2 separate regions of the Mus musculus genome follow, and region 1 is linked to region 2. The links are chromatin loops, found by intact Hi-C in ENCODE. Cell type or tissue: heart. All regions are shown on one strand. Links, peaks and the distances in the headings refer to the core of each region. The heading gives the core; the rest is flanking DNA.

What was found. A loop is a pair of places that touch in the nucleus more often than their neighbours do. Peaks named below come from ENCODE experiments on the same cell type or tissue, not always from the same donor. Only the 100,000 strongest peaks of a DNase experiment are listed, where the experiment ranks them.
Region 1: it touches region 2 in a loop (2.3-fold over the local background); 2 of 42 quality-filtered maps call a loop at or near these places.

Annotation. Positions count from the first base shown.
Region 1 is chr3:96,258,601-96,262,995 of GRCm38, forward strand. It overlaps H4c14 (H4 clustered histone 14), which reads right to left. Exons shown (of 1, transcript NM_033596.3): 1 at 4,334-4,395. The coding sequence ends at 4,393. Among named protein-coding and RNA genes, the nearest start is that of H4c14, 2.5 kb to the right of the region's middle. In heart, for the core only: a CTCF peak has its summit at 3,182 (motif pointing right); DNase peaks (open chromatin) are centred at 1,841 and 3,781; H3K4me3 peaks cover 1,004 bases; H3K27ac peaks cover 1,350 bases.
Region 2 is chr3:96,205,624-96,210,018 of GRCm38, forward strand. No RefSeq gene overlaps it. Among named protein-coding and RNA genes, the nearest start is that of Bola1, 10 kb to the left of the region's middle. In heart, for the core only: CTCF peaks have their summits at 2,394 and 3,847 (motif pointing left); no DNase peak of the experiment used is centred there; H3K27me3 peaks cover 634 bases.

The DNA.
Region 1 (4,395 bases), core at 109-4,108, 53 kb after region 2:
GTATTTAAGACGTAGCCTCACTCCTTTCCACCCCTAAACTCCTCCACAATTTCTCATCCTGAGCCAATCAGGTCAGTCCGCTCCTTTCCAGTGCATAGGCCCACTCCTCTGAGACCTCGTTTCCCAAGCTGCCAAGCAGGGCTTGCTCCTCCCTACCCTACAGCCTGAGAGAATCCTCCAGTCAAACTCCTTTCTATGCCAAAGCCACTCAACTTCCCCACCCATCAGGCAGGCTGTACTCTTTAGACTTTCCAGCTTCTCTGTGATCTGGAGGCTGTGAGCCCCCTCAGTAGGTACCTATCCTCTGCTTCACCCTGTTGCAAGATAATTGAGCACACTGTGAACCCTGAGGTTGTGTTATGGTGTGGCTTAGACCTTCCTCGCACACACCTTTAATCCCTCTGGCTGGAATACAGACACACCCTTAGTACATACCTTTAATCTCAAACAATATAGGTAAAGTTAGTTTGTAGAAGGAAACGCTAAATTTGAAAGTCATGTGGCAGACAAAGTAGTGAATGAGAGAAAGATTTGACAGAATAGGATGTGCCCAGCTCTTACAGAAAGAGAGAAGAAAGGGGAGAGAAGTTACTTAAGGGGTGGGGCAGAGAGAGAGGAGACAGTTTTACTGGGATAATTGTATAGAGACAGGTTGCAGAGAGAGAACAAGCTAGACAGAACAAGCCAGAGAATGAGAGGAGCCAGAGGATTGGAACAGACTGCCAAAGTTAATATGAGGCAAAGCAGAGTAATCAGAGGCTGAGAGAATCCAGATTGAATCAGTCAGCTTGGAGAGGTGTTAGAGCCAGAACAGCTGAGTGGACTAGCCAGCCAAAGTTCAGAAAGAATTAGGAAGAGGTGAGCTTATTCAACAGCAAGTCTCAGACACTGAAAACATTCTAGGCCTTGATTAGATTGTATGGAAGCTAGAAGCTTCCAGGAGTAGATCTAGGTCAGCAGATAGAGGCAGTAAACCTCTCAAACCACAATTATATCAGAATAAAAGTTAATTTTACATCACCTCAAAGGTCTCATGGATTCTCTCGGGATCTTATTTTCACTTGCTGCCAAGGCTACCCTGCTCCTCTGAGATCTTCCATCTCCAAACTCAGACAAGGTTCGCTTCTTCATATGCCATCCCTCCTCAGGGATCTAGACACCCAGCTTCCCTTGATCATCTGCCCCAAACCATTTGCTAACCAGAGCTTAGTCAACGTTTCTGCTGCCCAACCACCCACCTCAAAAGAAAGAATGATTAAAAGATATCAAGTTGGGAGGGAGAGGAGATGGGGGTTGGTCTGAGGGGAAGTGGGTAGATATGGCCAAGATACTATATATATATATATATATATATATATATATGTATATATATATATATATGTATATGTATATATACATATACATATAATATATATATATACATATATATATGCATGAAAAATTTAAAGAATAAAGAGTGGGAAAAAAAGTTGAAGTGAAAACTTCTAGTTTTTTGGAAAGTTAGTTATGCCAAATGATGTTTTGAGGGAGCACACAGGTGAAAGAATGTCTTGCTAAAGCAAACACATGAAAGACTGTTTTCCTGAAGCAGACAGAGGTGAAAGGATGTTTGGATACAGGGAACATGTGAAAGAATGCTTGATGAAGGAGTATAAATGTGACCTCACAAACAGTGGAAGACAGGCACTGAGCATTGGTTTGGTTTGCTCTGCCTCAGTATTTTTCGCTAAAGACACACACACACACACACACACACACACATATTGGTTCGCCTTGTGAGACATTGAGAGAAACTCACCCACTCACTGCTCATGAGGTTCCTGGGCAGCTTGCCACTTCAGCGGCCTCGCCTCAGGCAGGTTGGAGAGCCTGGTGGTTTCTTCAGGATTGAACTACAGCTGTCTGGTGTCTGCTTGCTGAGAGAACTGGACTGTAGCTGCTGGTTCGTGCCTGGTGTCTGCCTGCCTAGAGGACTGGTCCACAGCTGCTGAGTCTTATTTGGTGTTTGCTATGGGACTGAACTGCTGCCCAAGAAGTTCAAGCTTGCCCCAAAGAACTATTGCTGAGCATTCCCACTTATCCTAGTAACTTTTCTCTTCCACTCCCTCTGCTGGGTGGTCGCTAGAAGAGAGATCGAACCCTTATTAAAAGTAGGTTGCAAAAAAATTATGCCTACAGAAAATATCCCAATAATAAAGGAGATTCTCTATCCCATTCCCTTAGATTCTCCTGATGTAACGCATTGCCTTTAACCCAAATAAATGAACATTGGTACAATAGGAGAAACTCATTGCATTTCACCAATTTCCCTATTAAGGTCCCATTGGCTGAAAGAGCCAATCAGGACGTTGTTGCTTGGCTCACCAGGGACTCTAGTGTTCTCTAGTAAGTCAGTTTCCCCTCTTCCTTCATAAGCAAAGGCCGATGCCAGCTTCTGAATCTTGACTCTTCCCAGAGACAATTTCTGGTTGCCTCATACGGTCTTGTAAAACATTACCATTGGGGGAGAGCACATTAAACATGGTCTGAGTTATGCTTCTTACAATTGCATATAGTTATCTAAAATGTATTTCCTTTAACCACAATAATTATAGGTGGATCAACACAACTATATTCCTATGGTGATCCTCACAGTATACCCGAGGTGATATACACTAAAATCCAACTTCTCCGATTGGAAGTTGGATTTTCATAAGTGATCGTGAAACGGAATGCAGAGGCTGCACGTCATCTCACCTGAGTAAAAGGTTAATATGCAATAGCAAAAATAAAATAAAAACAAGCCCACAGCCAATAACATGTTCAACCCAAATCAGCGTGCTACAGAATATAGATGCATACATAGAGAATGGCTTACTGCGTTCTTGGCCATGTTGAGAATTTGCTTTTGCCTTATCAAAATTAAAATGCACCATCTGATCAACGGTACACATGTTTTGGCAAGTCTCTTTCTAAACAGGTCCCAACACACCACACACCTGAGTGGCTTCTAAGATTTTCTTTCACTAAATAATATAGTGTGCCTCCACTCACTTATTGTTCACGGTGGTTTGGTTTTGTGTTTGTTTGTTTGACTATACATTCTTTTCTTTTTGTTGTTTTTAAGATTTTATTTTATGTATACGAATACACTGGTCCTCTCTCTTCAGTCACACCAGAAGAGGGCATCGGATCCTATTAGAGATGGTGAGCCACCATGTGGTTGCTGAGATTTGAGCTCAGGACCTCTCAGTCCCCTCTCCAACCCTCAAGGGGTTTTTTGTTTGTTTGCTTGCTTGCTTTGTTTTGTTGTTTTGTTTGTGACAGGGTCTTGTGGTTCAGGCTTTCCCCCAAACCATGCAGAAGTGGTCCTTGAACCCCTAACCCTTGTTTCCTCCCTGACTTGCTGGGATTATAGCTGTCACCACCTGGCTTGCTTATGTTATGGGACATTAAAATGTCGTTGCAATTGTATCCCAGCAGAGCTTCGATCCCAGTCCACTATTTCCTAGATCCATGCCTAAACTGAGGAGTTTTGCGAGGACTTTTGGGGGTCCTGCTTGGTGTTTAATTGTAAAGACACCGGAGACATCTGGATACAATAAAGCTGTTGGCCTGTTTGCTGAGACAGTCCCTCAGCTAACCCATCTACCTAACCCGACCGACTTCTTGCCACTGTGTCCCACCACGTGTCTCTTTAAATCCCTGTTCCGTTCTTGTCCCTGCTTGTCTCCCGCCTGTCCGGCCCAAGCTTCTGCTGCCAGCTCTTTATTCTGCAGGAGGCCATACGCCTAACTCTTCCACTGAGCCAATCAGCAGCAGGACAACGCCCGGTCTCTCTTACGTAGCCTTTTGGCGCAGAGGGTTACGTGACCTCCATCTAGGCAGCTAGCTTTCTAACATGGCCTGAAGAAAATCTTTTGGGAAGATGAGGAAGGATAAAAGGTGGGTTGTGGGGCCATAGAAACAATACCAAATATCCGGTCAAGCACAGCCACTCATTGGAAACACAGGGACACAGCCACATAGCCATTTGATGTGTGGACATAGGTCATCCCATCCAAAGGGTCTCCTTATTGCAATTCTGCTCCAAACAGCTAAAGAAAATCTTAGCCAGTCTCTTGACCTGACAACCAGCTCACACACTAAGTAGGAATTAAAATTCCCAGTGTGAGCTATCCTGCTGGATGCTATCTATCCGCCGTGGTATAGAAACTTAAGTGGATGGCTCTAAAAGCGGAACACCTAGTAGCGTTGAGTCACAAGGAAAACTAGCGTCTTTACCTTACCGAGTCTAAACCCACGGTTATTACCTGTACAACCCAAGTCAGTGTCAGCTCTCCTGAAGAGACTGTGGTTGGCCCTAAAAAGGGCCGTTAGGGATGGGGGGGGGGGGAATTGAAGCGGCGGCGTCTA
Region 2 (4,395 bases), core at 124-4,123:
TCCCATGTTGTAGGATCCCATTCTTTGCCAATTAGAGCCCTTACTTTAACTGTCGACACACTCTGAGGCTGAGACTTGAATTTTCGCTGTAGTTCAGCCAACCTTACAATGAGAGTTTCTGTTTGATTTTCTGCAACTTGAGCTCTATTGCTACAAGAGAGAAGATTCTCCTCAAGGACACACTTAGCAACTTTTAGATCGTTTACTTGTGTCTGGAGCCTTTTGATTTTATCACACAACTCCTTCCTTTCATTCATCATTTTTTCCACAGATACTAAGAGCAGCCAGCCAGTAAAATCATTTTTCGATTTTTTCCCCATCTTGTAGAAAGCTTTGTGCACTGAATCACCTAATTCATTAAGAAAATCAAGGGCATTAGCTTCTTTAAGTTCGGAATATAGTTTCAACCATGGGTCTTCAAAATTCTCTGAGCTCCCAGGAGGGAGAGAATCTGGAGAGGTTTCAATAGTTGAAAGTGCTGGTGGATCAACAAGCCAATTCCAGAATTTTAAAAGATTCATCCTTGTACTTCTGTTACTCTAGAACCACTCCTGGTACCAACTTCTATATTAGTCAGGGTTCTCTAGAGTCACAGAACTTACAGATAGTCTCTAGATAGTAAAGGAATTTATTGATGACTTACAGTCGGCAGCCAATTCCCAACAATTGTTCAGTCGCAGCTGTGAATGGAAGTCCAAGGATCTAGCAGTTACTCAGTCTCACGCAGCAAGCAGGCGAAGGAGCAAGAGCAAGAAGCTAGACTCCCTTCTTCCAATGTCCTTATATTGTCTCCAGCAGAAGGTGTAGCCCAGATTAAAGGTGTGTTCCACCACACCTTTAATCCCAGATGAAAGGCGTAGCCCAGATTAAATGTGTGTTCCTTAAACTCGGAGATTCAATCTTCTGGAATTCATAGCCACTGTGGCTCAAGATCTTCAAACCAAGATCCAGATAAGGATCTCCAAGCCTCCAGATAAGGGTCACTGGTGAGCCTTCCAATTCCGGATTGTAATTCATTCCAAATATTGTCAAGTTGACAACCAGGAATAGCCACTACAGTTCTTAAATGCTTTAAACCTCTCTTCTAGCCCACCACTCACCAGAGGCAGTGGAAAAGAAAGGATAGGGGTTGAGGGGGAGCGGACCTGTTTGGAAAGGTTCTTTGGAGCAACTTTGTGTTGTCTGGAAATCGGCAGTTCAATTCACAGGTCAGCAGTAGCAACTTGATCCACTAGCAAACACTTCACGGACACACCAGCAGTCCAGTTCCGCAGTCTGGATAGCAGCAGCCTCAGCAGGAGTCAGCAGGAGGGTGCCAAGACCAATAGGAAAAGTTCTCAGCTGTGCTTCTCTCAGCAAAGACCAAGAAGCACTTAGCTATGCAAGCAAGCCTAGCTCAGCCTCTGCCACTGTCCATCGAGTCCTTTTTATACTCCCTCTAGACATCTCATGTGCTCACAGGTCTTGCCTTAGCAAGTGTCTTGCCTCGGCGTATGAATCTGTCTCAGCTGACATCACTCTGTCAGTCACTCCAATCTGTAGAATCAACAAGAAACCGCAGCACACCATCAGAAGTGCATTTCTCTCTATGGAGTCCCAACAAATGGAGCTCAACTACTTAAGGCAGACCAATATATTTCTGTCGTTAGCGAAGAATCCTCCATCATGTGACCTTTCACGTGCTTGCTTTAGCAGACCATCCTTTCACCAGTGTCCACCCTAGCAAAGCAACATCCAGCACAACTGACTTTCCAAAGAACCCCTAAGTTTCCACTTCAGTCATGTTTACACAGAACCTCTGGACTGTTTGTAGGGACTGTCCTGGTGTGTATGGGTGTAGTGGGGATTAAGGGAAGGAAAGAATATCTCATTAAAGAGATAGTTATTCCAATAATGTCTCTAAGAAGGCTTAAGGCGAGCCTGGATTTATTTATTTATATATTTTCTTTCTTGTTCTCTTTTTCTTTCTTCCTCTCTCCCTTCCTTCCTTTCTTCTTTCCTGTCTTCCTTTCTTTCTTTTTTTCTTTCTCTCTCTCTTCCTTTCTTTCTTTTTTGAAACAGGATTTCTGTTCTAGTCCTGGCTGTCCTGGAACTTGCTCTGTAGACCAGGTTGGCCTCAGAGATCCACTTGCCTCCCGGTGCTTGGATTAAAGGCACACATTATCACTGCCTGGATGTGCTTGGCTTTCTAAGGGTATACGTGTCTCACCCAGCCCAAGTGGTTGAATGGCTGGGGTAATTCATGTTTTGAGTATCTTGGAACATTAAGGTTCCACCTACAACAAAGATTTCATCTTCTTGACCAGAGGAACAATTGGGAGTGGGCAGAAGAGGCAGGGGCCAGATCCTGCTAATTATGGATGACTTTCTTACATGACTTTCTCTCTCCAGACCCTAGGTGGCAGCTGAAAGCTACTTTTAGTTAGAGATGCAACAAGAGGAAACTTTTCCTAGATGTCATACAATTTTAATTTATATGTTTATATATAATTTGCTATACAACCATAACACTGATCGTCGGACTCAAGATAGTTAACACAAAATGACATCTTCCCTAGCCTCTGAGACATCTAAGATGTGCAGGAGAATTGCAGTATTGGCATAACAGCAGACAACGTATCTACCTTTTACCTAGCTCCACTGACCTTTTGTCCCCCCACTCCCACCCCTTACACATCTCATTTTTTGAGACAGTCACACTGTGCAGTCCTGACTGTCCTGGAACTCAGTGTGTAGACCAGGCTGACCTTGAGCTCGTGGAGTCCCACCTCTCTTGCATTAGAAGTGCCAGGATTACAGGTCCCAGTCATCAATCCTTGTTTTTCACTGGCAACATTTTGCTAGAATTGTTTTGTATCTCTCATTGAATGTGTGTTTAATAATGACAAAATAATTACTTTTGCTGAATCACTTCAGTTAATTACAATTTAAAAAAAAATTATGTGTCTGAGTGTTTGCCTAGCTATATATAAGTGCACCATCTGCATGCCTGGTGCCTGAGGAGGCTTGCAGCAGTTGGAGGATCCCCTGAAACTGGAGTTACAGACTCTTGTGAGCTACCATGTGGGTGCTGGGAACTAAATCCAGGTCCTCTGCAAGAACAATACTAGCTCTTAATTATTGAGTCATCTCTCCAGCCTTTGGGTACAGAAGATTCGACCCTTAACTGCTATATAAACACTCACCTATCCTCTATTGTCCTACAATACCACTATACACTGAACATAGCAAAGGTTCATATACCCTGCCTGTCTACTGTGCAGCTGGTAATCCAGTTTACCCAGTCCTCTCTTTAGTTAGCATTTATCATGCTTCAACTGTGTCTTCCAAAGCCATGTTGTCCCTCAGTCCTTACTGCAGTGGCATTAAGAGGTGGGGCTTTAGGAGTGGTGAGGCTGTGAAGGTGCTGCTCTCAGAATCAATTAGTGCCTTAGAAAAGGGCTTGAGGAAGCAAAGTCACGCCTTCAGCCCTTTTGCAAAGTAAAGACATCTGGACAGTGTCATCTATGAGAAACTGACCTTCACCAGACACTAAGCTTGTCAGCAATTTGGTATTGGTCTAGAACTGGGAAAAAACAAACAAACATGTTCTTTATCAGCCAGTGATATTTTGGATGAAGACAGCATCCCATCCAACGCTGAATTTTTAGACACGGACTTACTTGGCTTCGAATTTCCATTTTGCAAAGCTCACTGTCTGCAGCGTGGAAAATGGATTATAAAAGATGAGCAAGGAAGCCAGGAAGCAGCTGGAGAGCAAAGTCGTGAGCAAGGATGACCTCAGGAGAGCGGGCTCAGGTCACTGCGGCCTCTTGCAGTGGCTGCCTTCCTTGCAGAGCGCCCCCTTCAGATTCAGCTGAGCTTCGCGTCACCACAAAAAGGAATTTCAGGATGTGCTAGTATGAAGGGGAGTTGGAGTCCAGAGGAAGGGCATTGGCAGAGATTTCCGAGTGGGAATCATCACGCAGGTGTGGACAGGAGCTCTAGAGTGTTTCACGCCCGTGTCCTTATGCATGCGGGACTTTGGTGTCTTCTGAGGTTAGATTCCACGGTTGCTAAGGAACTCGTAGGAGATCACAGAGTGGGGCCTAGGAAGTAATGAATAGGATCACGGCTGATCACATCTTCACAGTAGGATGCAGAGAAGTTAAGGTGTCTTTACTGCAAACAACGTTTTAAAATCTTATTTTAAAGAGTCTTGTCCAGAACCTTTTGGATTTTCAGATTTGTATCTGGGTAAGGAATAAGGTCACATTCAAAAGCCATACATATAGACATAGCATGCTTCATAACTATTTCAATATTCTTGTTTGAAACATCTGTACAGATGAGAACTGTGTGGAGGCAACTTCCCTCCCACAGTTTTGACTACTGGGCTGGAGTGCCTCACTCTCA